Linked DNA regions of Mus musculus: all the other regions are linked to region 7. The links are chromatin loops, found by intact Hi-C in ENCODE. Cell type or tissue: left cerebral cortex. All regions are shown on one strand.

The links. Peaks named below come from ENCODE experiments on the same cell type or tissue, not always from the same donor. Only the 100,000 strongest peaks of a DNase experiment are listed, where the experiment ranks them.
Region 1: it touches region 7 in a loop (3-fold over the local background); 4 of 42 quality-filtered maps call a loop at or near these places.
Region 2: it touches region 7 in a loop (7-fold over the local background); 4 of 42 quality-filtered maps call a loop at or near these places.
Region 3: a loop joins it to region 7, with 11 times the contacts of the local background. A loop is called at or near these places in 8 of 42 quality-filtered maps.
Region 4: it touches region 7 in a loop (2.7-fold over the local background); 4 of 42 quality-filtered maps call a loop at or near these places.
Region 5: it touches region 7 in a loop (17-fold over the local background); 2 of 42 quality-filtered maps call a loop at or near these places.
Region 6: a loop joins it to region 7, with 5 times the contacts of the local background. A loop is called at or near these places in 5 of 42 quality-filtered maps.

Annotation. Positions count from the first base shown.
Region 1 is chr4:6,900,012-6,904,011 of GRCm38, forward strand. All of the region lies in intron 1 of Tox (thymocyte selection-associated high mobility group box), which reads right to left. Among named protein-coding and RNA genes, the nearest start is that of Tox, 89 kb to the right of the region's middle. In left cerebral cortex, a CTCF peak has its summit at 1,831; a DNase peak (open chromatin) is centred at 1,813.
Region 2 is chr4:6,894,272-6,898,271 of GRCm38, forward strand. All of the region lies in intron 1 of Tox (thymocyte selection-associated high mobility group box), which reads right to left. Among named protein-coding and RNA genes, the nearest start is that of Tox, 95 kb to the right of the region's middle. In left cerebral cortex, no CTCF peak of the experiment used is centred here; DNase peaks (open chromatin) are centred at 1,616 and 3,618; H3K27ac peaks cover 546 bases.
Region 3 is chr4:6,989,194-6,993,193 of GRCm38, forward strand. It overlaps Tox (thymocyte selection-associated high mobility group box), which reads right to left and starts at 1,643. Exons shown (of 9, transcript NM_145711.5): 1 at 1,197-1,643. The coding sequence starts at 1,298. In left cerebral cortex, CTCF peaks have their summits at 2,090 and 2,297; DNase peaks (open chromatin) are centred at 129, 463, 667, 1,086 and 2 more places; H3K4me3 peaks cover 2,651 bases; H3K27ac peaks cover 2,499 bases.
Region 4 is chr4:6,877,214-6,881,213 of GRCm38, forward strand. The region is part of intron 1 of Tox (thymocyte selection-associated high mobility group box); the gene reads right to left. Among named protein-coding and RNA genes, the nearest start is that of Tox, 110 kb to the right of the region's middle. In left cerebral cortex, no CTCF peak of the experiment used is centred here; DNase peaks (open chromatin) are centred at 1,679, 2,311 and 3,955; H3K27ac peaks cover 2,722 bases.
Region 5 is chr4:7,251,947-7,255,946 of GRCm38, forward strand. No RefSeq gene overlaps it. Among named protein-coding and RNA genes, the nearest start is that of Gm33646, 62 kb to the left of the region's middle. In left cerebral cortex, no CTCF peak of the experiment used is centred here; a DNase peak (open chromatin) is centred at 1,858; H3K27ac peaks cover 747 bases.
Region 6 is chr4:6,795,207-6,799,206 of GRCm38, forward strand. The region is part of intron 3 of Tox (thymocyte selection-associated high mobility group box); the gene reads right to left. Among named protein-coding and RNA genes, the nearest start is that of Gm11802, 97 kb to the left of the region's middle. In left cerebral cortex, a CTCF peak has its summit at 2,379 (motif pointing right); no DNase peak of the experiment used is centred here; H3K27ac peaks cover 613 bases.
Region 7 is chr4:7,851,214-7,855,213 of GRCm38, forward strand. No RefSeq gene overlaps it. Among named protein-coding and RNA genes, the nearest start is that of Gm23860, 32 kb to the left of the region's middle. In left cerebral cortex, a CTCF peak has its summit at 2,336 (motif pointing left); DNase peaks (open chromatin) are centred at 583, 1,189, 1,699 and 2,340; H3K27ac peaks cover 2,224 bases.

The sequences.
Region 1 (4,000 bases), 950 kb before region 7:
ATTTAAAAAAAGACAGTTCCTTATCTGTTGGCTTGTTTCACTTAATACTAATGAAATAAATAGCTGACTAACCCTGGGATAAAAACAAACAGTCTGAAGATGGTTGTAAAATATGGGAAATGAAAGCTAGGAAGACAATTTTAAAAAAGCAGCCCTTTTAATGCAGAGCATACAGGAATCATATGGCTTAAGGAAAGACCAGAACACTGCCTGTTGTTGCAGTGAGGTTGATACTCATGGTCAGCCTTCTGAAGTGTTTCTGTTGCTCCATGGCATTAAATACAAAACATACTTGGGTGCTACTGATCTTTCCCCACCTGCAGCTTTCAGTTTTATTCTCTTAAATGTTAAATGCTAGAAAGCCATTTTCAGACTGTTTAATATTGATGACCCAAATAATAGATTCATTTATAGAAATCCATATTTACAAGATTTCTTTTCTTTTTAGCAGAAATTAGTCAATAGATTGGTATTTTCTTCTTTAAATATATTGTTTCTTATAATTAATATCCACATGTCTACTGTGTGCAGTGAATTATTCTGGGTGCTAAGACATACAACAATGTAAAAGTAAGCATTATCCAATTATGCTAGTTAAAGCACTAATGACAGGATTGGATTTTTGTTTTATTTGGTTTTCAATAACCAGGAGAAAATAAACCATCTACCTTACAAAATGTCTTTATTTGCGTAACTTCTCTCCCAAACAAAAATAATCTATTTCTTAAAAATATCAATTTAATTTTCCCCATTTAAAAACATGACTTGTGAGTCCAGGCAAATACAATTAGCACATGCATTTTATTAAATATATTCAAGTGTCAAATGCCTATTTATGGAAAGACCACTAATGATAACTTAGGCTCAACTAAAAATGAATGTCAATAAATGGTTCTATAAGCACTTACGCTCATAATAGATGCAATAGCATCTCTGAATAAATATTAACATGTAAAACTGCTATTTATCATGTCAACGCAATCAATAGAGACCATATTTCTGGACTAGGAATGCATCAGTAATCTTTCTGCATTTGCCCGAAATCACAAAGCAAAAATGCAAGCACTGTCACAAGACATTTATTGTATTCAATTGGATCCAAACTGGTTGCTGTGGAAAAGGCAATTTAAGCTCGTGCAACAAAATAGTCTATGTATATATGAATAAATTATTTTTACTATGATTCCTTTCTATTTTCTTTACCTGCCTAAGATGCAGATTTTCAATAAGAGACTCCTACAGCTTAGTAGAGTGTGAGTCTGGTAGACTTCTGAGTCACTCTCCCACTCAAATCATTAGCTGCCCCCTCGATTATCATGAAGGATAATACACTGTTGAGGGTGTCTATATTGCTTCTTTACTGTTCACAGCTACAATCACCTCCATGAGAAAGGCAGACTTCTTTCCTTTAAGAGTCCATTTTTCTTTTTACCTCTGGGAGGCGTGATACCTCCATCAGGCTGCTGGGGACCAGCACCTTTCCACTACAGTCACTGCTTTCTGCAGTAGTTGCAATGAACATCTGCTGCTATCACACTGAGGCGGTTAGAGACTCATACTACTGTGTTTGGAAATAAATGAATTTGGAAAGGCCATGTCCATGCACACTGTACTTTGATCTCACTCCTCCTTCACTTCCCCTTCTTCTCTCTCCTTCTCCATCTCTCTTTGTCTCTCTATCTCTCTCTGTCTTAATATCTCTCTCTCCCTCCCTTCTCCCTCCCTCTCTCTCTTCAGCTTGCATACTACCCTAAGAAATTTGCCTTTCTTTGTCTTTCTCCAGTGTCTCTCAAAACACCAACACACTGTCCCTGGCACCATATCATCCCCTAGAGGGAGACAGGCATAACAAGTGAGCTTTGCTGCTTAATTGTAAAGCTTTGAGGTCACTTTAAAACTAGTATTTAATGACTTGCTCTCCTTTGCTAAGGGTGCCCTTGAGATAATTTTCATAGAGGCATGCTGTTATTAAACACCTGTTAGATGCTAGATTTCTCAGAAGAATGAGACACACTCTTTATAACTTAAGTAAACGAAATAAACAAGAACAATGGTATTAAATGCCTGATGGACATTATAATAGGACATGCTTCTTACACTGGTTTTAAACTGTAATTTACCAGGTCATATTATTCTGAATATTATATTACAAATTCGGAGCAGGTGTTTAAAGCTATTTTCCTACTTGATTAGATGTTAACTCATTCTCTCTGCATAACTGAAGCTTTGCTTCAGATCTTCTGATAACAGAAACGGAAGCTGGGAAACCACAGCTCAATAATAAGGTGAATGGAAAAAGAGTTGGTTTCCGTCTCTCGCAACTGCTTTCCTTCATGTGTTCCACTCAAAAAGAAAAAGAGAGAGTGTGCGTTCTCGATTGTACCAACAACCATGGCATAAAGGCTAAGCACACCTGACTGCTTTGCACTCCCTAGTGGCATAAAAGCTTCAGTTTCGAAAGGTTTTCAAGTAATCTAAATTTTTAAAAATTTTCTCTAAGACCATAAGTTGCAAGTCAAGACTGTGTGAACTCATAACGCCACGTAGTCCGTTGAAATTGTTCTAACAACTAACATGGTGATGTTCCAAGGAAAACTGCAGTTGTCAGATGTCCTTGAATGGCAGCCTCACATGCTCCTCAGAGAAGCTGAGTCAGTTTCATGGACAAGGGTCTAAGTGAAGAGAAAACATCTGAAGCACCTGCATAGGAAGGCAGGGCAGGCGTTGGAAGGATCTCCCTTTCTGCCCTTACCCTTGACCTTAACCCTTGGGTTCGGTGACGCAGAAGAGCCCTCACATTTCACTCTAGGATAAAGAATATTCTAGAATAACAACTTTCAAGGTGGGCTGCGCTGTGGATAAAACATCCTTGGACAGACTCAAGATGCTGGGCCTGTGAGGTCATGCTGAGGTAAATGGCATGAGCATTTTTGCTGAAAGATTTTCCAGGCTTCCTGAGTGACACCGAAAGGTCCAGATGCACACAAACCACTTGCTGGCCTCCCCTCCATGCTGCCCTGGACTGTAGGGAGAGCTAACTCTGACTATGGGCAGACACTGAGTTTTCACACTGTGGACACAAAAGAATCTGCTTTGGAAATTTTTAAAATAATGTGCTCATAATTAATATCATTCTCGTTAAATGGGGCATTGAATTACAGGGTAGTCAATAATCCTACTGTAACCACTCAGGACCAAAAACAAATGTAATTTTATTCCTTTTTACACCACTGAGCATTTTTTAAAGAAACAGATCATCCTGTGTAGTTTGTGCAGGATTGATTCAACTAGATATTGTAACCTATCAACGACTCCTGAGACTTCTGTTTATAATTTTTACTTAGGTAAATCCTGATTAATTTTCTCAGCAGGATGCATTCTTTGCCTACATGAATAGTAAGCTCTCATTCACTTCTCTCAGTGATATGAATTTGGACCATAAGCTTTTTCACATCGAAAGGTCTATAAAATATCGCTGCTGTATTATTTTCAGAGTTCTGCATTTCCAACCTGCCTGGTCAAGAGATTTGTTAGTCTTCAGCACTGAATCTGAATTATTAGCAAATAAGGAAGCCGAAAAACAACAAAAGGGCCCACAACCCTGATCTTATCAAAATAATTATGAACCTTAATGTTCCACTAGGCACCAGGAGAAAGACAATGTGGTACAAAGGCGCACAGTAATGGAAATAGACAGAAGTAGGCCAGCGCTCTGCTTTTAACAGTAGATACTTACTGCTGCGGAAACTACAAGACAATGAAAGACTGCCCAGCCAAAAATGAGATTTTACTTTGTGTCTCAACTGTAACGTGCTTATAGCATAACGGAAAGAAATGCTCATTTCCTAGGTGTCTTTTCCCACAGGCACATCGTCACTTGGAGCAGGCAAACAGTAACCACACATGGAGGTGTGGCTTCAGCCAGTGCAGTAGGAATGCGCTTCCTGTGTGTGCTTTCCTCTTGTAGTCATTGCACAGCATCACCTTACTTAACGGCTGG
Region 2 (4,000 bases), 960 kb before region 7:
AGAAAAAAGTAGATGAAAATCTGACTATCTGTAACTTATTTGTAATCCAGTTTTATAATAAATATGGAAAGAGAATTTGCAGGTTGTTGACTAGGAATATTGGCGTATCATAGAGGTCCCATCAGAACTATCTCATTTAAAATGATTGTCAGGGTATGTCCAAGAGCACCTAGAGCAAATCTGATCAATACCAGACAATAGGTAGCTGATCGGACCACATCAATGGAAAATCTTGGCTCTGATACTGAAAATCTGCAAGCTCAGTGATGACTTTTGTGAATAAGATATATATAGAGGAGGCACACTTAATCAAAAGATTATTGCAAACATTAAAGAAAACAATATGAATAAAATGTACAGCAAGTCTCTAATGCTTAAGAAGCATTCATAGATGTTGGCGATTACAATGGCTGTCACTATCATTCCTCATTTATTTTGCAAAGACCATCACAAAAGAATTTAAAAAGTGGACAAGATGGCCAAAGTATTTTAGGTTGGACAGCCAGTGACAACAAAATATGAAAACATTACAAGGCCATTCAGATTGAAATTTAAAATTTCACAGTGCCAGCACTGGGCTAGCTCCTACAGTAGAGTGGGGTCGGATGGGATTGTGGTCCCAGCTGTATCACCTGAACACTGCAGGAGATCATGAAATCCATTTAACCTTTCAGAGTGGAGGTCTTCACAGCCCTCTTCAATAAAACTGGGATAATAATCCATACCACAAAGCATTATCAAGAGGATCAACTATAATAATGCATTTGACAATGTTCGGTAATGAGTCAAGTGTTATTATCTGCAGTTTCTGCACCATGAGAACACATGTATAGTCCCCCTATCATCACAACTCCTATTAAAAACAAATGGAAGTTAATTGAAAAGACTGGAAGGGTCTTTGACAAAGGATCACAGTACATGTCAACTCCATTAGCCTCTCTGATATGGTTCAGGTCGCTGGTACATGTGCCCATTTGCATATTGGCCTCACCATCTGAATGGCCCAAGCAACATGAAAGGGTGTTTCTCATCCTTGCTTTGGGAAATGAGACAAAGCCAGTGAGCTAGAGAAAGAAGTTTGCCTGGATGCCGGACAAAATCAGGGACAACCATCAAGTTAATTTCAGATGTGCTATATTTTTAGAATCCCTTTCTCTTGGCTCATGAAACACCTTAGGCTTGACAATCACACATGATTTAGCTAAAGCACCTAAAGATACAGAGGGAATCTGGACCTTGTGTAACAAAACACAAGGTAATAAAAAGACTCAGGATTAGACCTGCCAACAATGTGATTTCAATCCGTCAAGAACGTTCTCTCTTGGGCGGGAAATCCTATTTATTTCTATTTCCTCTTCTAAGCACAACAAGCAGCTTTTCTGTGCGAAACCCACCCCTAAAGAAGTTGTGCTCTCCCAGAAAAGCCTACCAGCAGCACAGTGAAGCCTCATAGGGACCCCAGACCAGGCTTGCTGACACTAAAGGGCAAGCCTTAGGGAGGAGAAGAGGCAAGGAAATTTGATGTTTGCAGTTTTCATTTCTTAAGAAAACCAAAGCTTCTGTGGACAGCTGGGTTGGCAGAGCTCAGTGAACTTTTTTTGGCACCCTAAAATCTAACAACTACACGTCTTTGGTACCCTTTCCAATGTTTTCAGTTTGGGCAGTAAGGTTGCTGCCTCCATCTCTTCCAGTCTGGAGCTCCCACCAGGTCTTCAAGCTCTCCCCTTTCTTTCTGCTTCCTAACATTTCTGATGGGGAATAGCCATAAGGTCTGAGCCATGTTCTGAGTTTCCTGGCGGGTGAGTGGAGAGGCAAATGTGTCACTCTCATCAGGCTGCTGAGTGCAGTCATTTCCAGATGCCTTAGTTTCCTCCCCCTCACCTCAAGAATCTATACACACCACCTGCTATTTTCTTTCTTCTTTCATATATTACCTCTCAAGTGCAGTTTCTCCTCCCTCTCCTCCTCTAAGTCCCTTCTTCCATCTTCCCCCAGACAGGCTTCTACTTCATTTTCTCTTCAAAAAGAGAGCAGGCCTCCCAGCTATATCAACCAAACATTGCATATCAAGTTGCAATAAGATTAGGAACTTATCCTCATATCAAGGCTGATGAGGCAGCCCAATAGGAGGAAAAGGATCCAAAGATGAGACAAAGAGTTAGAGACAGTCCCACTCCCACTGTTTGTAGTTCCACAACAAAGCCAATCTATACAACTATAATACACAAGCTGTGGATCTAGGTCATATCTATACAGTCTCTGTGAGTCCTGGCTTGTTGATTCTGTGGGGCATGTTTCTGTATTGCCTACTTTTTTGCAGTCACTACACAAGTTGGGTCCTGATGAAAATTTGTTCTCCACATGATGCAGGCAAACAGTATACCCAGAGGAATTTGCTAAAGAAGAAGATCGAGCCTTGCTAACTTCAGCAGGCACGGAGTACAATTCTAGCATGCATGAAACTGACTTTTTGCTGGAACCATGCAAGGCCACTAAGTCACTGAACACTTTGTTCCTCCTTGTCACCTCCTTCCTTTCTCCTCTCAAACAGAAACAACTAAGCTCTTATCTCTTTAAAGGGTCATGATAAGCATATACAAATGACCTAGACTCCAGCCAGCATAGAGATTAGTAATGTAATGATCATGGTGCATTGAGCCAGCTACCCAGCTGGCACTTGAAGCATGCATTGGAAGGACTCAGATTCTTAGTTTAGAGAAGAAGCCAAAGAACATGAAAATAAAGGAAGGAGGCATCTCAGGATGCAGATGGTTTGGTTCTAAATTCTTAGAACATACTGTGACTGCTGGGGGGTGGGGGTGGGTGTGGGTGTGATCTGGAAAACTGGGCAGAAGACATTGTTCAGCCATCAATGTCCAGGACAACTAGACCTGTATCATTGTCTTGGCTGTGATTGGGAGATGGCAGAGCTCAAAGATTAGTTTCATTTTTAGAAAGATAAGACATACCTAGCTTTAGAACCAGAATCAGGATATTAGTTTCTCTCTGGGAATGACATTTTGGACTGGCAATCATGGTCCCCTACCTGGGAAGTGGGTTAATATTCATTCCGTAATGATACCTTTCAGTAATATAATATTGATCATGATCATAACACACTTTTCAAATAATTGTCTTCATGCGAACACCATGCTTTCTCCTTGGGTTAAAGCCATGACAGAATCTGAGTGAGGCTGAAGAGTTCACTGTCTCTCACCTCCCACGTGAAGGAAACAAACTGAGGTGAAATGCCTGTCTCTGACTTGCTCAAAAGGCTGCCAGGAGCCTCCAGGTCCCAGAAATTGGGTCCTTTCCCCATCCACATCTGTCTCTGAGGTTAAAAGCACCCCAAAATAAACTGCTCAGGAAGGACAGGTGGCAAATCATTCAAGCCCGTGGCTCTCACCAGCATATACAGCACATACACGCAACTCTACTTCTCTTGGTACTGGCAGCTCAATTAGTTACTCTTTGTCTCGTTCTCTTCCATGCAATGGCTAGCAGACCAGCGTTGCCTCAGTTCCAGAATATCCACTAGGCTTCATTGGTAGTTCACACTTTCTAGAGTACCATTTTCACTCAGCAGGAGTCTAAGGAACTGTTAAAGGACACCCTGTTTGGGATTTTCTCACACAGGGCTTCTATCAGTTGCATAATGTATCCCATTCATAAAAGTGTGGAAATGAATCATTTTATCCTGGCATGGTGTCGTATGAATGCAATTTCTGCACTGGGGAGGCTGAAGTGGATAGATCTGTGTCTCCGACCAGCCTGGGCTAAACATCCACATTGTCTCAACACAAGACGAGACAAAAGAATTCCCTAGTTTAAAACACTGTAGGCTTTGAACATTAAAGGCTATCTAAGCAACTCATGGGTGGCCCTAGTCTGCCTCCAATTTTCTCCATCTGAATTTGATTGTGACTCAAAATGTCTTTGTTTAATTCAATTTAGTTAAGGGACCTAAGTAGGAAAAGGAAGTTGTCTTCTTCCTTTCTTT
Region 3 (4,000 bases), 860 kb before region 7:
ATTAATCTACTTGTCAGTGAAGTGCCTGAAAGGACTGGAAGAATCTGCCGGGGGTTTTTATCAAGCAAGAACTGGGAGTCCAAAAGGCTTGCCATGCATTTCAGAGACCTTCTTGTCCCCAGCAACCTCTATCAGCTAGGACTGCTTAGACAAATCCACCAAGCCCCAGGAGAGGAGAGATGTGGCCTGTGGCTGCTCTTGGAGACGATCCCTCCGGTCCCTCCGTGTCCCTCTCAGGTTTTGCGTGCATGAAGCCAGGAGAGCAATTACTTCCCTAGAAACTCCTGGCTGTCCTATCCTTGGGCCAAGCTGAGCTCCGGGGCAGCTTCGCCAGAGTTCTCATTCTGGATCACCAGCATTAAATACCTTTCCGCTGTCCTGTGTGGCCCAAGTCAGCAGACTATGATGTAGCCCAGCCAGGGACCCTGCTTCAGCCAGGCAAAGAGCGTCGGAGCTTTACACTTGAATGCAAAGCGCTAGCTTGGCTTCCTGTAAACTTGCTATTTCCACACCCCACACCCCCCAAACGAGATCTGTTCCCCCAAATCATAATGCGACTAGCCCACAGCGTCCTGGTCTCGAGGGCCAGCGTCCGAACTCCAGTTCGGCGGCCGGAACAGAAAACAAAAGAGTTACAGAATAATTTTCACGGTGTGGGAACGCCGGATCCTCCGGGGTCCCTGCACCCCGACTCCTAGCTGCTCCTCTGGCAAGTGATCCGGAGCAAGGAAGCGATGCCACGAGCCCCCGCTGTCCAAGAAAGGGAGGGAGAAGAAGGAACTAGAATATAAACTGAATTCTCCTACTCTGCCTCAGTTCCCAGACCCCAGACACACCCCCAAAGTATTCCGTGGGTTTTCTCTCTCGATCTCTCGCTTTTTTTTTTTTTTTTTTAAATGTCTCCCGGCAAACCTAAGCAGGGATCCTTAGTGGCGAACAGCAGGAAGGAAAGAATCCGAGCAAATCGTGTCACTTTCCGCACAATCGCGTTGTTTGGCAAACCCCCGGAGCTGCTCCACAATATTTACTACCCGAGCGCACGCAGCGCCGCCGCGGGCTGCGACCGAGCGCGCCCGGGACGGGCCTCTGCGAGCCGGCCCAGTCCGCCCAGCGGGCCCCATCGCGGTCCAGCCACCGCTGCCCCCCTCCCGGGATCGAGCCGCCAGAATCGGTGCAGACAAAAGCAGAGTGTTCACCTTGTTGCAATAGTAGGGGTCCAGGCAGGGAGAAGGTCCCAGACAAGGAGCGGCGGGCGCAGCAGCGGGCTGGGCTGGAGGAGGATAAAATCTTACGTCCATTTCACTCTCACATCAAGCAACTCCTTTTCTTTTCCTTTTTGAAAAAAAAAAAAAAAAAAAAAGTGCTCAGAAAAAAAAAAAAAAGCTCAGACGGAACAGAGAGGCGTCTGGGCTCAGGAGTAAAAGAAACACCTTCCTTCCCTCACATCCGTTTGTGGTTTGTTTAAGAAGAGGAAGAAAAGAGAGAGAGAAAAGAGAGAGAGAGGAAAAAAAAAACAGAGGGTGGAAAAGCGCTCAACTCTCCCCCCCAAGCCGTGGCGCGCACCCGTCCACACCGAGCGCGCAGCCTGCCTGGTCCGCTCGGCCCCGGCGCTGTCGGCCCGCCGCCGCCGGGCAGGTAACTTCACGCGCTCATTGTCCCCCCCGCCCGCCGCCCCATCCCCGCCTCCCGCGCCCTTCGCCGCCCGGCACTCGCGCTCGGGCTCGGGGTACTGGGCGTTTTATTGGAGACTCTGCCTTGCTTTGCTTTTAGTTTTTCTCCACGTTAGAGGCCTGGGATGGGGGAGTGATGGAGTGTGTGTGGTGTTGCAGGGGAGATCAAGATCGGAGGACACTAGTGCCCCGGACCGGCGGGGTGCCGACAGAGGCTGGACGCGGCCCAGAGGGTACAGTTGGGGACCGAGAACCAGGCGAGGGACAAACGCAGAAGAAGGGAATGCGGCTCGATCAGTAGTGGCGGGACCCCGGGCAGCGTCAGTGCCCCAGTCAGCACCCCCGGGTGGGTGCCATGGAGGTGGATACAATCACACAAAGGGGCTGGAGAGACTGAGCAAAGGCTGACTGGGGCACCGTGGGGCTCGCACAGCAAGGGGGCGCTGTGGCGCACCCCCGCCCAGCACCCGCAGCCCCACCCCCGCCCCACCCCATTCTTTGAGCCCCCCACCACTTACTCCTGCCCGCTAGCTGCACTGCCAACCTCTGCCCCGCGCGGGAGGTAGAGGAGAGGCTGTCTTGTGGCGCTGCTCGGGAGCCTGCAGGGAGCGCAACCTCTGCCCCATTCTAGTGTGCAGCTGACCAAGGGACCCCAGTTGATCTCTGTGCGAGGAGCGGTGCTCCTGGAGTTAGTGCTCAGAGAGCCTCGGCATTCGGCTTTGGTTCTCAGTGGGAGGGTTTGCAGAGGCTGAGCCTGCCCTTGCGGGACTAGCAAAAAAGACTCCAGGGGTGCTTAGAAGGGTAAATAAGGAAACAGTTATCAGCACACCATGCGCTACAGGGAACACATCTGGGCTAGTTACTTGCCTCTTGGAATTATACTTTCACTGTTGGATTCCCAGTAGCACTCTTGGAGCTCCACTGCCCACCCCAACCTTCACGAATCAGCTGTCTGCTTCCCTGGGCTCTCTTTGTTGGTAGGATAAAGATATCATCCATATTTTGCTTTACTTCGTCAACCCCAAAAACTTGCAATATTGTGTCCCCTGGCATCTGGGAGAGTTTTGGGACCCTGATGACTGTCCAGCGGACATCTTACGTTCTCCCTGAGAAAGACTTTAGAGAGAAGTTAATATAGGGGTGGGCAATGTTTACCTTTCAAGGGTGAATTCCTGATTGCTTCACACCTTAGGGGCCTAAGACCCTGTAAAAAAGTGGAAAATTCATGTCCACAGGTATCTGTTTCTGGCGTCAAAGAATATATGGAAACAGTCTTGTTACCTCCCATCCCCCACCCCAAACCGTTTTTAGTACATGGTGGGTAATAGCCAGCTACTCTCTAGCTCTCTGCAGCCTTTTCCAGGTTTCTCTTCCCTTATAATAGGAGCACCAGTCAAATGCAAAGATCTGAGGAAGCAACAGATGCCCTGTAAGGATAGTAAATTAGCATCCTGGGGTTCTCTCCTCTATGCAAAGGCCTTTGGAAACTTTTCCTTGACTTTGGTTTCCATCCATGGTAGCCTCTTTCTCTTAAACTGTTGTCCTCAGGTCTTCCTTTTATGGGTAGGAAGAACACAGCTTCTTACCTTAAGAGTAATGTGATGGATGTTGGCTTTAGAAATGAGGAAGGATTTTCACTCTGCATTCAAACCCTCTGAGTCACAAAATAAGTGAAAGGGTGATCTTTCCTCTATTAAAGGTCTTTACAATAACAAGTACATAGGTTCAGGGCTTCATAGCACCGATTTTAAAATTCATTTGTAGATGTTAAAGTGGGTGGGGCTATAAAAAGTCTGTAGCTTTAAATAAACACGTAATCTCAAGTTTCTGTCATCAACAAATTATACTGTATAAAGTTTGAGGTTTATAAACTTCCCTAGGATTCATAATCAACTTCTGTTTGGCCCTCGGGCCAGCAGAAAGATGGGCTGGTTTATCGCTGGAATGGTCCTTGCTGTCAGTGTCTTGACTCCTTGGACATACTGGAGGTACCACATCACGTATTTCCACTACCATTATGAGAAACCCAAGGGCCAGAAACCTGTGTCTTACCTCTGCAAGCAACCTGATTTCTTTCACAGGAAGTCTGTGGAGTCAACATGAGAGCTCTGCATGCTAAGGAATTTGAGCTAAAAGTACATTAACCACGAGAGAGCTTAACACTAAAGCATGGTCATCAATATAATAACTTTAAATACCCACCATTGTCTAACATCCTACTCAAGGTCTACATTTTACTGAGTAGTAATATTCCATTCCACTTAAGGAAAATTTAAGTGGCTACACTTTGGAGTAAATACTACTTTAAAAATGAGATAGTTCTGTCCATA
Region 4 (4,000 bases), 970 kb before region 7:
ACTCTAGCCAGAAAAAGAGCTGAGAGCTCAGATGGGCTCAGTCTTGACTCTGCCTTAACTCCCCAGCCATGGTCTCAGGTTTGCTTGTTTTTCCAGGACTTGTTGCTTTCATTTCCGGGATCCCATGAATTATGCTAGGACTCTTTTTCTGCACTTTCATTCTTGCTTGAATTCCTTGCAGCTGGACTTTTTAGATCTTGTAACCAAAGACCCAAAGAGAGCACTCATCTTTTCCCAATGATTTCTCTTTCTATAAATTGTGTGTGAAAGATACTGAAGTCCATTTCTATCCACCTTCAATACTGCCATTCTGTTATGAGATAAAATATAGACTAGCACCACTGGGGAGTGGGCTAGTAGCAGAAGACAGACGGGAACATGTCACATAGCAGTGTTCACTGCTACAGCACCTCCTTTTTCACAGCTTGCCAAAGTATCTCTAAGCTGTTCAACACTTTTGTCTGTGACTTAGCAGAGGCAAGGCTTCTAACACTCAGGACATCCTTACATCCTCTCTCCACATAGGGGGACAACAGCAAAGCTGAACATGAACAAGTATGTGGGCTATTCCTTTAGCACAGCAGTGCCTTTTAAGATTTTCAATGTTAATTCCTTGGTCCAATGGCTTCTTTGCTTTTAATCTGACATGTATTAAGTGCTAAAATAAATAGAGTCCATTTCTAAGAGAACCCCATAGAGATAACATGGAGTGTTACAGATGCTGGAAACTGAGACAAAATGTGCTGCTAGATTCAAATTCAGCTCACATGGCCAGGAGTATAAATACTGACCTTCACCCCACTGTTCTACCTAGGAACCACAAAGATGTTCCATAGTTGTAGGCTTAAATTATCTTGTTTAATAACTTTGAAGGAGATTTGCTAACTCAGGATATAATCAGTAAGAAAATTAAGCACTGGCCTTCCATGTAGAAAAGAGAGGCCTCAGAGCAGGCAAAGCAAGAGGGGAAGCCTGACTGTAGATGTCCACCATGGTGCACTTTCTCAGGAACTCCCAACAATGTTTGTGTCTTAGATAGGTGTCTCCCAGAATCCTTTGTCAAATGCGTGCTCACTACCTTCTGCTGCCATTGGGGTGCAGAGGAAGCTTTCAGACATGGGGCTTGCTGGAGGAAGTTAGGTTCTTGGAAACATGTCTTTGGAAGCAAAAATTAGGAGCCAATCCTTTCCTCTTTCTGCTTCCAGCCAATACAATATATGTATATATATATGTATATATATATTGGCTCCTACTGTAAGTTCTACCCTACCGCAGGCCCAAAGGTAAAGGGTGAGTGGAGGCTGAGACCCCTGAAACCCTGAGCCAAAATCACCCCCTCCCTTAAGTTGATTTGTCTCAAGTGTTTCATTCTGGCAACAGTAAGAGAACGTAACCTAGGTAAAATGCATTACACTAACTAAAACCAAAGCCTACAGCAAATGCACACTGTAGCACTCCTCTTCCTAGTCACCTGTTTCCTTAGAATGGTTGTTTTCTGAGCCACCACCCCCTTTTGTTAAAAGTCACATCCTCCATTTGTAATTTCGATCTTTTCCTGCTGGTTTTATAAAAGTGTTCACTGGGACACAGTCTACAACAACGATTTCCCAGCCAGCTCAGCCCTGCCAGAATGTAGCAAAATAAGATCTGTGATTTAAAACAATTTCAAAGAAACATGCCTGCCCACACTCCAGAATGTTCTGGGTTCTCTCCCTTTTTTGGTGTAGGTGTTTCATTCCCAGCAATGAATTTATCTGAGAAGGTTCCTCTCCCATGCATTGCTGTTGCAAGCCGGTACTTGTGAAGATGCTGCATCTTCGGGCTTACGGAAGGTTAAGGTGTCTCTGAAAGCAGTGTCATTCACACGGCTGAGTGGCTGCAGCAGCAGGCACAGATCTGTGCACAGCAGGGTTGGCAGAGAGGCACTCACACTGTAGCCCCGGTAACACTAGTTGTACCTGGCAGGCCATGATGGCTCTGGGCAAAGATTAAAGAAAAAGTCCCTGAGCAACCTCAGGCTATCTGTCTCTGCTATACACGCTGCCGGCTGTGACTTTGTAGTTTATGTAAAAATAGTTGTTTTTCTGAAATATAATGAAAGCTAGTCCAAGGGAGGCAATTGGAGACTGCAAAAAGCAAAGCACCTTCCTACACAGATGCCTAAGCCCACAGGAATTCTTAGAGGACAGGTGATTAGCATTGACTGACAGCCAGGAGGCAGCCTTGATGTCTTGGTCAGTCCCTACACACAATGGTTGCTACAGGTAGGACCAATCTCCTTGTTTCCAGTGGGAAGTTTTGCAACCTTGTGCTCATTTCTTTTATAGTGGCACAGATTGTCTGCTTATCCTGTGGGCAGAATATACTCATTTGGATGCAGCCAAACATTTTTTTTCCTTTCAAAGGACAGAAACAGATGTTTATGGGTACAGTTCCCTCTCAAGTCATGTCTCAGGACTCACTGTCACCTTTATTCAATCCCCAGCTCAAAACAGCTCAGTTTCAGGGCATGACTCATGAAAAACATCTAGAATTAAATACTACATCTTGTGTGTGTGTGTGTGTGTGTGTGTGTACTCATGTATTGTTGCTTGGGCATCATCTCCTTTTTTTTTTTTTCTATATTGGTTAGTTTTGAAAGATGGTCTCCCACTAACCTAGAACTTTTGATGAGACTAGATTGGATGGTTAGCAAGACTTGGGAATCTATTTTCCTCTGTGTCCTCTGCGTGGGAATTTAAATGTATATAAAGCCCAGTCTTTTCTCTTTCCTTCCTCCCTTCCTTCCTTCCTTCCTCCCTCCCTCCCTCCCTCCCTTCCTCCCTCCCTCCATCCCCCTCCCTCCCTTCCTTCGTTTCTTTCTTTCTTTCTTTCTTTTTCTTTCTTTTCTTCTGTCTGTCTGTATTTCTTTTTTCTTTCCTTCCTCCCATATTGCTTTCCCTCATTCCCTTCCTTCCTCTCTCTCTTCCTTCTTTTAAACAGTGCAGGGGATTGAATTGTAAACTCTTCTGCTGGATATTGAAGGTGGTTTTGCACTGTAAAATCCTGGCTAGAGGATGATGGACTCCCCTTGGATCCTAAGGAGAGAAGAGAGTTGGAACAGTGTTCTTTTTCTTTACACTTCTTCATCATCAGCTCCAAGGGCAGGAACTAGCTTCACAGGCTGGAACTGGAAACTATGGGATGGATCTCCTCATTAACCGGATGGTGAAGGACTAGCAATGAGGACTTCAGAATTTAGGTGTGAGAGACCCAGACAAATCACTATCCAAAGCTGACCGTTCACAGAAGGCACTCAGAGTTCACTGAAGTTTGGTGTCCTTGGGGATGTTAACCATGAGGTTAGCAACAGCAATAGATAGACCCAGGTCATAGGCTCCCTGACCTGTGAGTTCTAATAAGCTGTGGCTATGATGTTACACTAGGAAAAGCAGTAAGAGGAGCAACCATGTGCTCACAGGATGTCCAAAGCACTGGCTAAGAACAGACAGGAAAAGCCTTACTTGCCTGCAGGAACAGCAGAGCCACCATGAAATAGAATGCATAAGTGGAAGCCAGGTCGCTCCTAAGAGCAAATGAGGACATGGGTATCACTGAGGGGGTAGCAGGGAGAAGGTGTCATTCTGGGGCCAGTGTTATCTTATTTCATCTTATTTCAAACTTCCCACCTCTGTAAACATTAAGAGAAAGGCAGGAGAATAATCTGAAAAACACTTTAAATGTAGGGCCTTGAGAACACTAAGTGTGCTCTTTTCTATATTTTATATCCTTGAGATATTAGTAACAGTACATCTGACCAACCTGGTATGGGGTATGATGAGCTAAGGGGAAAGCCATCTTACCACACTTCCTTCTCAATAAAGAGATTAGAGTTCTGGGCCTGGTTGGGCAATCAGTTGCCATGGTAGCAAAAAGTAGTGTCTAAGTATAGACTGCACAGAGTGTTCTACCTATGGAAAGAGTTTACAAAAATAGAACGTAGCCTATAGTAACCTAGATC
Region 5 (4,000 bases), 600 kb before region 7:
TGTTCCTGAGAGGTTGACATTATAATAATGAAAAACATAGCAGGTTGGTGAGATTTGAATTGAGTGAGCACATTTGTTAGCATTGCTGACTGTGTGGGTTCTTTTGTTGATGGAGTGAAGTGCGCCATAATATTGTCATTATTTTATTCCACTTTTACTAACGTTCTGAATGGCACTGCAAATTTTATTACATTATTGCTTATTTCTGATTAACATACAGTCAGTTGTATCTCATATGCTAGTTAGGATCCTTTTTTTGAAGAAAATATTTACTGTTTTTCCATGAGAGATTTCAGATCCAATGCTTTCCCCCCAAATTATCAATAGTGGATGAATAATAAAATGTCAGATAGGAAAAATAAGCAAGAGATAGGGTGGTCCCTCAAATTTCCCATGCAGACATTTCTTTTTAAAACAATAATTCATTCATAATTTACAGATAATTATATATCCTTATGAAACATTGCATAATAATATTTAGTGTATGTATGTATATATGTATTTATGCATATGCCTATGTATTTTATTTTATTTCCTCTGAGACGAGGTCTTCATATTTAGCTTAAAATTGATTCACAATTTCCTCATATTTCAATTAGGGTTTCTATTGCTGTGAAGAGACACACTGACCACAGCAACTCCTATAAAGGAAAACATTTAATTTGGGCTGCCTTGTAGTTCAGAGGTTTAGTCTGTTATCGTCATGGCAAGAAGCATGGCATATAATGCATGCAGACATGATGCTGGAGAAGGAGCTGAGACTTCTAGAGGGATCCACGGAAGGCAAGAAGAGACAGTAAGTGGCTGGGCCTGGCTTGAGCTTCTAAGATCTCAAAGTTCACTGGTCACACCTACTTCAGCAAGAAACACCTCCTAACCATGCCCCTTCCTATAAACCTATATGGGTCACAGTTATGCAAACCATCAGACCCTGCTTCTACCCACTAAAAGCTGAGAATACTAGTATATACCACCATACCAGATTTGGTACATTAATGACACGAGGCATTTATGTGTGGCAATCATTTCAAGACATTTAGGTTGCTTGTAAAGTGACTAAAGAGAGAAGAGGCTCATTTAAACTCCTGGTCCAGGGGCGAGAGTAAGGAACAACAGGGAAGGCATGCTGGTTGAGAGACTCCACAAGTACCATTAACAGTGGGAGCAGGAAGTGCCAGTCTCTCATATCTCAGCAGATCAGGGCAGAAAGCTGGACCAGAAGAGGGCTTGTCTACAGTTCTCATCCCTACTGGGCTACAGCTACAAGCTAGGCCTCATGTCCCATAGGCTTCCTAAAATAAACAGCTTCTGGGAACATTTCATATTCAAACTATGTTACCACAATTCACCTGAAATATCATTTCTTAGTGACAGCATTTTAAATTCTGCTAGGCATTTTGAATTAAATGATACAAAATTGCTAACTATAATCACCATTCTGTGTAAAACAATTTATTCCTCCTGTCTGGCTATGACCTTGCCCCCATTACCACTATCTTCCTTAAGCTATTTCCCTCCCTCCCTCCCTCCCTCCCTCCCTCCCTCCCTCCCTCCCTCCCTCCCTCCCTCCCTCTCTCCCTTCCCTCCCTCCCTCTCTTTTTACTGTACCCTTTAAGTGTCTCATAAAAGGTTACTCTTTACTTTATCATCCTCATTCCTTCTCTGTTTCAGAGAGCTTACAGAAAGCTTAAGCACGAAAAAGCAAAACACTATAAATAAAGAACCTGAAAAAAATCTTCAGATGAAGAATTGTAGTAGTCACCAGTACACCTCCAAAAAAGAAAAGAGTTTGCTCATGTGCTAACACTGCAAGATCTCACCCTTCCCGGAGCTTTGCAGAGGAGGTTCTGCTCTGAACAGTTGCTGATACAAGTCATCCAGTCTTCCTCCTGCCATTTACCTCCTACAATTTCTCTCCATCTTTATACTTTAAAAATAGTGTAGTGTTAAAATGACAGGATGTCAGGGGATTAGCTGGAGTAACAAATGCTGTATGTAAGTGATGTAGAAAGTACTCACACTGGTGAATACTGCTCATGTCTGGGAAGGGCTCTCAGGATGCTTCCAACATCCTCCCAGCCGACTTAAGTCTGTACACGGGAATGTAACCTTTCACTCTCCTGTTCATTTGACTCCCTGGAACCTGAGAGAACCACTCAGAGCAGTGACAGACCGAACAGTGATGGCATTCTGAGCAGGACTTGCACTTGGCTGTTCATTAGCCATTATTTACTTGATAGGTTAGCCTGTTTAAATGTCCTTTGCTAAGAAATAGTACTTTATGATATTATTCTATACACTATTATCAGTAGTGTTACTGGTGATCAACATTTACTAATTAAAGAAGTACTTTGCTATAAAAGATGTATCTATTGAATATACATATTTTACCATGTAAGAATTTAAAAAGGAGTTATATTTGTTATGTACTTAAAGCACCAGGTTCAACTCTAAGCTCTTAATGTGTGTTAGCTCATTTAAAGCTCATAACATTACTAGGTTGTTTTTAGCCAACTCAAGTGTATAAAACTTGTTTTGCTTGTTGTGTGTGCTGGCTCCTGTCTATACAGTACTGGGAAGGCTGAGGCAAGAGGATTGCTGTAGGTATGAGGGCATCCTGGGCTACATGGTGAGTTTCAGGATAGCCTGGTCTACAGAACAAGCCCCGGTCTCAGAAAATCAAAGCAAAGTGAAAAAAATCAAACCCAAAACACCAAACAAACAAACACTAAACAAACAAACAAAGCAAACGCTTAGCTTGGGAAAAGTTATGCATAGTTTAGCAAGAATGTGGAGCCATTCTGTCTTAGGCTGTTCCTCATTCTTTTATAGTTTATAATAAATAGTAAAGGTTACTATGAAAAGGAAGTGGCACCTGTCCTTGATATGCTAATATCTTATTATCAGAACACACCCTTTTCTTCTAAATCTTCTTTGTAAACTTTAATCCCTGTCTATATTTGAAGTGTCATGAAATGTCCCCCTTTCTATGCTCATGTGTCCATTAAGGTCATGCATGTTCAGGCCATGCCTACACACTAATTCTGATGAGACTTATAGGTATGGGTGGCTTCTCTGACATTTTTAGGGATGAAATTTCACTGGAAATTTCCTATTCCTCTGATTCTTACCATCTTTCTACTTTATCATCAACTCTGATCCCTAAGCCGTAGGTGCAGAAGCTGTGTCTAACATGAATCAGTTGTGACAGGCACCACATGGTCACTTGTTCAGAGAACCACAGACAGCTAAGAAATGCTGAGAGTGGAAGAAATAATCCCCCTAGAAATGAGTCCCCAAATTGGCTATCTAATATGTAGGAGTCAACCCTGGTTTCATGCACATACAAGTAACTTATATGGGCTGTGCAGGTTATATTTATATATTAGGGACATGCGCACCTGCACAAATACACACACACACATACACACACACTGTAACAAATAAAGATCATGAATTTGAAAAAGAAATGGGAGGTGCATGGGAAGAGAGAAAAAATTTAAAATGAAGTAATTATGTTTTAATTTTAAAAATCATATTTTCAAAACCTAATTTTCCCCTCTTCATTCTTTTGCAGGAAGTTTTTTTTTTTTTCAGTAACATTTATTCAAGTATCTGAGACCTCATAGTGCCAGTTTGCATCTCCTCACCCCCAGGGAGCTAGGCTTCCCTAGTCTTGCCTGAAGGCCTGCTCCTTCTCTTACATGGCAAATGGTATTGTCTCTATCAGCAATCCAGAGACCGTGGGGACTGGAAACTTGAACTGAACCTTAGAGATTAATAACCATGCTTGCCTCAGGCTGGGATGATGATATATAGAAAATTTGGACAATACTTTTCTAGTTCTTTTCCACTGTATCTGGAACCTCTTTCATGGAGCCTTGGTCTCCCTGTCACAACATCCATGCCCATCTACCATGGAAGGGATGGAGCAGGAAAAATAGCTTTTTTTGACACCCCAAAATTAATTTTGGGAAATAAATCTACATCAGTCTAAGTC
Region 6 (4,000 bases), 1.1 Mb before region 7:
TTCCAAGACCTGAACCAAATAAAGGTTCAAGTATTTCTAGTATACGCACTTTCCCAGGGATGTAAAATATTAAATGATATTTCCACTCTCCAAATGTTTCCTATTAATCCATCCCTGAAACAAATTTAATTGTAATCTCAATATTAATTTGAACTTGATGAAGATAACTTTTACCTAAACATAGAAAATGAATTTCCTGTCAAGCAAAAAATGCTTTCTGTGCCCTCTGTCTGCTTCAGTATGCCCACTGAGTGGGCCATAATAATCCAAGAAGAACTTGCAAAAATCATATCTTAGTTGTGCAGTGAGAAAAATTGAGTCTGTCCGAAATCATTTGTCAAAGGATGAAGTAAAAATGGAAAAACAAAACAGAGACCCATCCAGTGAAGGTCAGAGCCAATAACATTCCAGAAAGGAGAGGAGGAAGCTGGGGCATTGGATGTAAATTGCCGCTGTCTGCTGGAGAATTTTAATGGAGTGCTACGTCACATTATAAAATGTTTAATTGTCACCCCATTTTAATAACAACATCTGATTAAATGAAAAGATGCCTTGCTGATCGCAATTACAATCTGTCAAACTGCATATTTATTTACAGTTTGGTTTTTTTAAAACCACAAGATAAAAAAAGAAAACTCTATTCAGCTTGTCAGGAAACTATAATTATTGTGTATCCTTCTGTCAGTTTCTGCATAAAACTTTTGGTCCTAAAATGGATCTAATTATATCTACATCAACATTTTTATAAATGCAACATTTTTTTTCCTCCATCTCAGTGAAATCTTTGTCATTAACTAGGAGAAACATATTCTCTCTTTTAAAAAGGCATTAGCTAAGCTTGTTTGCTTTCTTGCCTTCAAGATGTTATAAACTAAGACGTCCTTTTCAAAATACAAAATATTTGCTTATGTCCCCTCCTTCTTCTGGCATGAAATGATGAATAAATCCAACAGTTTGGTGTTTCCTGACAACATGTTTTTTTTTAATTGTCTAGAGTACCATGTAATTTCTTCAGTCTGTAGCAATGAAAATATAAGTCTCTTTTCATAAATATAACTGAGATGCAAAGCACAGACTCGTCTACAGACGCCAGTGGAACTGAGATGCTTAAAGGGAAAGGGCAGTTCACATGGGGCATTTGAGGTCTCTCGACCTCCAGTCTTCAGGTTTTCCCTGCCCACTGACTCTAAAGCACCCAGTCGCTTCATTCTTCTTATGCCTCTCCACTCTGCCACAGAACATGTCTGGGATAGTGATGTATACTTATAAACCCGGCACTTAGGTGGTAGAGGCAGGAGGATCATCACAAGTTCAAGATCAACCTGGGCAACATAATAATCTCTTGTCTTAAATAAATAACAAGTGAACACATGAACCACAGACATGTCCCAAACACTGAACATACATCAAACCACACATATCCTGCATGCTTAGAAAATTCACTTAGATAAAAGACTCTCAAGTCTGGTCCTTGACAGTTTTACCAAGATGTACAGCAGTGATGATGGTAAGCATGCAGCTTTTTCTAGGAATTGCAGCTATAGGCTTCTAGGTTTGAAAGTGATTACATTGGTTTAGGGGGACAGCAGATATGTTGGTTTGGGGAATGAAGGGGCCATATATGGTGTTTTGGAACAAGACTGGACACTTTTCCTATCTGACCATCTAATCTGGCATGTATGATGTCCTTTGAAGATCATTATATTATTCCAAGCTAGTGTAACAGAGAGAATATGGGTGCACTAGTTCCTTTTCTACAGCTGTAATGACCGAGGCCACTTATAAAAGGAAGGGCTGTTCTGGGCTTACAGTTCCTGAGGGATGAGTCCATAATGGCAGGGAAGCATGGTAGTAAGGAGAAGGCATGGCACAAGAGCAGGATACTGAGCGCTCACATCTTGAGCCACAACGTAAAGCAGAGAGCCTTTTAACACTGTGAGTCCAGAAGAAAATCATTCCTCATTGAAGATGCATTAGTCAGTTGGTCCAAGTAATGAGAAAAGTAGTGTGCCCTGCTTTGAATTGAGAGTTTCACGGATTACTCCCATGGTCCAAAAACCCACATATGAAAACCATATAAATGGAAGAAGTTCTAGACCAATGTTTTTTAAATCTATGCAAATGTTACCTACAAAATACAAGTGCATTCAATAGCAGGGTTACCAAGTCCTTTTACAGCGAAACTTTAAAATGATAAATTTTGAACTTTCAACAATTATTAACTTAGATTAGATAAACTTTAGAAATTAGAAGATAAATAGTTTGAAAACATGTGTAGTGGACATTTTGAGGAAACATGACAAAGAGTGGGTAGACATTTGCTGGAGCCTGTATACAGAGGTATATTCGGCTGGTATGTTCTATAGCACCTATACCCTCAGTCCAGCAGGTGGCTCAGCTGGCTGCAACACATTGCTACAAAATAAATTACCCAGGAACTGATTTCATTTCCTTTTCTTTCTGAAATATAATCCTGAACTTTTCAAGAAAGTTAATTAAAGAGTATAGTTTGATTTTCCAAAATACATGTCACAATCACTTTTTAAAGAGACCATTCTATCCTTAACTACCAAACCCTAGAAATTCTAAGCATGGAGAATTGAGCCTTGCAGAAAACTTATTTGCATTGTTTAACGTAAGTTGTCTCCACCCTCTACAGGAGACCTTTGTTCTAACCTGAAGCCATTGTTCTAAGCCTTGCTATTGCTTACCAAGGAGATCAATGAACTGTTGCACATGGAATGATTCTGTTTAGGACCACCAGAACCTGCAACGCAAGTACTCAAGGAAAGCGCTCTTCCTAAAAGCATCCCTATAGTCTACCCGCTGCCTCTTTTCTTTTGATCTATAGAAATATACCTTCATGCGTTGTATTTTGAAGTCATTTTAGCTTTCGCTGTCAGAATTTCTAAGTGATACTCTCTTAGATATCTCGCAAAGTCTTTGGGGGAGATGACTCTACGGCTTACTATGGGTGAACTATTTTAAACAGTTTCCTTGAGAAGGTTGAGTGAGGCTGTTTTAGGTGAGCAACACTCAGTTTGGGACAAGGGAGGTCATTGACTTTAATACTAGGTCCATAGCTACAAAGCGGCAAACTCCTCAATGATCATACTTGAAGGAGAATGGAAGCTCAGTAGCATTAGAGCAGCCGGTTCTGCATTAAAAAGGGTTTCAGTTTTATATTATTTCACGTGCTACAAATACATGTATGCATATATACTTTTCAAACTAAATATACTGTTAATGCCATGTTTAAGTTTAAGAAATGAACCACATAATTAAGTATTCAGTTATAGATGAGCCTCTGCTGAGAATTCTGTATTGTTCAGAGTTGATTAGATGATACACGGAGGCTGAGATTTGAATCATTTTGGACTTCAGTATAGGATAACAGAATCATCTCTAGCAGAATATGGAAAAAATACACATAAAACTCAATTACTTTTCAGTGCAGCATCCTGTGCTGCCATGACTCCAGGCTTCTATTGAAATGAAAATGGGGTTTTCATGCTCTAGAAAATAACGTTGAAATGCAGTTAAATGCTTTCTTCACTTTTTTTCTGGTTATAGAATTTTATGGTGTTTGTTTCCTGTGTATTCCATTCTAATTTGTGAATTTAATGAATTTATATATTGAATCCAAAGACACGTTTTTTTAAAAATTTCAGTAATGGATTAAAATTATCTTTTGCACAAACTGGCTCATCTTGTAGGCATATATATATAATTCTTTCCACCTGTCATGATTATGTTATATCTTAAAACATAACTAGATCATATGCTGCCTACAAGCCTTTTTTCTAGAACAATAATAGTAACTTATCTTTCCTTTCCTTTGTAAAGGACAGTTTGATTATGTATGGTGTGAGTTATATTTTATCTGGCAATGAAGCACAGATAGCTTGTATTTACTGTAACTCACTCTTGAACTATGATCCTTAAATCTGGGTGTGTAGCCAATCACCAGGGCTCACACGTTTACTTGGAGTAGGGCTCC
Region 7 (4,000 bases):
AAAATAAAATAACTCAAACTCAAAATAAAATTGTTGACCCATTATTAACATAATACATGTTCATGCTGTAACCAAAAGCATCTTGTAGTAATGACCATTTTGTATACTTTAACATTTGTAACTTCCCACTGGGATCTAGTTACTCTATGAAATGGATAAGACACTTGGCTGGAATCCATATGCAGTAGTCTTGTTATTCTTTGAGTGAAGTTACACTCATCCATACATTGACTAGTGATTGTGTTCTTACATTTTACCATAGCATACATAACATGCTTTGTTGAGTTTTCATTGTTAGCCATTATCATGCTTTTCTACAGTCAAAACTGGGAAGAAATAACAGTAGATCAATTGAATAAAAAGCAGAACTGTATCATTGTAAAGGGAAGTATAAAGTATTTCATATATATTTCTTGGTGAATTGTGAGGTAGGTGTGGTTTTGTTTGTCTGCGTTTCTAAGAGGCCTGGTGTTAACCTAAACCAAGCATATGTCAGAGGCTTGATATGACATAAGACCCTTGGGCTTCAGATTGAGAAAAGCCCAGCATGAAACCACAGCTCTAGTGTTTATCATCTTGATGACACTAGATAAGATAATGAATCTTTTTGTCACTTGCTTCTCCCAATTTAAAAGCCAATCTAAGAAAAATTTCCTTATATTTCTTTATTGAAATGACATAGTATATAAAATCTGTCCCCTTGAAGTAGGAATCTCTCCCTTCTACTAGAAAAAGGCTCAGCACTTAAAGGCAACAATGCAGAGAAGACCAAGATTTATGCAACAGAAGATAGTTTAGTTCTTACCTAAAGTTAAAATAGATATTTTTTTTTTAAAAGCAGAAACACAGGAGAAGAGGAAGGGAAGATAATTGAAAGTGAACCAAATCAAAGCAAGCGACTAAGCTGCAAAGCTCCTGAGAAACCTGACTCAATTCTGGGATACTTAAAATAATGATGACTAAGCCTTTTAATATATGCCCATATAGAGCCAAGATTCACATGTAGAAACATTTAATTTAGAAACTAGGGAAATGCTACAATCTGGATGGGCACAGACCAAGTTATCACAAGAAAATTTATTTCCATACATGAAGTTGGAATAAATCTATTTTAATGAAGTCTCCAATTGTCCTTTCCTAGATCAAACCATATGTAATTTAGCGAATCTTGATGTGCTTCATTTAAAAAACATCTTTAATGTCTCCACAAGGCAACTCCCTGAGATAGCACAAGCTTTTGGAACACCCACAAGAGAAGTGCGATTCAAATTAGTCCTCAAGCTGTTCAAATAAGGAGCTACAGCTGAAAGTACTGCAGTTCAACGGGGAGATACATGTATTTTTAAAGTTACTTGTATCTACCAGATAAGCCTGGCAAAATGAACCAAAAAGTGAAACCCAAATGAATAGTGTGAATTAACGAGTGAATTCTTCTAACCCTGGGAGCAAGACAAGATCACTGGGAAGATAAATAATTCTTGTTCAAATCTGGTGGTTTCTGCCACCATTCTTCCTGAAAGTGGTCCTGAAAATATTATTATTATTGGGCATGACACAATTTGGATTGAATTGCATTGCCTGATTTGATTAATTTCTAACTGAACTTCCAATTGTGACTCCTTCCCTTCCACTTCCAGGACATGCCACAACTCTATAATCAGAATATTTTGTCCAGCATCCTCATTGTGCAATGGCTTCTCCTCATTTTCTATTCACGGTTGTCACCACAGTTTAACAAACAGAGGAGCACTAACTATGCTGGCATAATTGTCTGACTCAGGCACTCAAAAGTGTAGTTTTAGCTGCTCTGCTAACTTTCAGACATGAGTGAACCACTTGACCTTGCTAGCCCAATTCTTGGAGTCAAGGGTTGGCTTGTTCATCGCTAAGGTCCTTTTCTACACAGTTATCCTATGATTCTGTAATGTATTTCTAAGCAGTTTGCTTAATCACTCAATTACCCAGCAGTCCTCCAGACCTGGAAGGGGATGATTACTTGCCAGGGGCATTGCAGAGGGTATTTGTGAATTAGCAGGAGGTCAGGTTTTAACCTCTGAGGTCCCTGAAACTCTGATTCTATTCTGGCTCTTGTATTGGCTGTTTCCTGGCCCAATGTTCTACCCATCAGGAGGACATTACCCACTCTTGGAAGCAACTGGTTTCTAGTTCATTAATAGAGAGATAACAGGCATTAAAAATCAAGCTGCTTGAATAAATGATAAATATAAACCATTACCAACTTGTCCTCATACTAAAATAATTGCATACAGAATCATTGTAAAATAATCTTGCTATGAGAAATAAAGAAAACAGAGGCATCATTTTGGTGCCCCCAAGTGGACATCCATGATGGCTGCAGTCAAATTACACCTTACAAAGTATTTCAGGGCATCTGGCAGACACACACACACACACAGACCTTTGGCGGTCTTGCATATTTCATGTTGTATAGATTCTAGAAGGTATTCTAGAAATTTTGGGTCTCTTCATGAACACTTTGCAGTTATCTAAGAAGAGACAGAGGTATATGACCACTCCCAAGTTAGTCTTCTGACTAACAGAGTTTGAATATCTAAGGAAAAAGACATTTCAGTGCATTCTCCAGTGAGACCTTTAGCATCTCCTCTGTTCATTTGCACCAAATGTCCAGCAGCTACTATCAACATTGCTTGCTTTGGACAAACATTTTGTTTCTTATTCATTCCTTTTAAACTTCATAGTATTGGTATATTTTGATATTAGATATTTAAACCTTGTGGGTTTTACACAGACTAAATACAATGATATAAATAAAACATATGCTGGACTACGTAATAACTAAATAAAACCTCTTATGAGTTCCTGCTATAAGAAAGATAATGTATTAAGCAAAGAGTCCTACAACCCCCCCCCCAAAAAAACAGCCAAACAGAAGCAGGTTGCTTATATGATAGGCAAAAGGACTCCCTTAAAATGTAACAGAAGATACCACAAAGAATAAAGGGAACCAATACCACAAGGGGCACTCAGTAGTTCAGTCAAAATATCCTGAGATATAGCTGAAAGAATTGTGTGTTTAAATGATAAATGAAGAGTTGAGACAATTTGATTTCCAGAACACCAGGTGCCTGTGTTGTGGATTAAGATGTTCTAGGAAGGCCTTTGTTTTTTTTTTTTTTGTTTTGTTTTGTTTTATTTTTTTGCAGGGAATGGAAATTAGAGAAGATAAAGGGGAGCAGTGGGGTGATGTTTTATGTTTCTAGGTTAGGAAATTATGGAAATAATCATAGCATAAAACTTGTAAGATTTGCTTGAAGAATAAGGAATTTGCTGAAGCAAAATATTAGGAATTATAAACAACTATAGATGTTAGTTAAAATGAAAGTGTAAGCTGTAAGCCAGGAAGCAAAATTTTGGCTTTGATTAATATTCATACTACAAGTGTTTATCTCATAGACTAGGATTAGTAAGATCACCACACTTTTGTCTCTCTTCCTTCTTCTCAGAGCTGCAACAGCCATTGCTAGGCAACCACTCCATTGTCTCTTACTAAGCACTGTGGGACCTTAGAGTCTGTCTCAATAACTTTAGCAAAAATGATGTTTCATCAGGATTGTCTCAAAAGATAAAACCAATGTGTGTCTCTTGCACTAGATTTAACGGTAAAAATAGGAAGACCCACACCTAATAAAGGTTGGTAAGCATTAGTCAGAACTGATCCTGCTTGAGACTATGGCCAGCATTCAGTGATCATTTATCATATCGATGTAGAATTTAGATGGTGGGTGCTCATGTATAGCAAAATAAACATTCATCGGGTAGCTGTTGTGTGCTGTTATGTATTACAATCTGGGAGCCTCTAGGAAGGAGGTTGAAGACAATGGATAGACCAGCTGAAGGTGTTAATAGGATCATAATGAATTAAAATCTAAAGCTGAAATGTACAACTAATATAGAAGGGAAAAAAGACTAAGCTGTGTTAGAAGTAAGTAAAAACTCCAAGGAAAGAGTGCACAAAGGG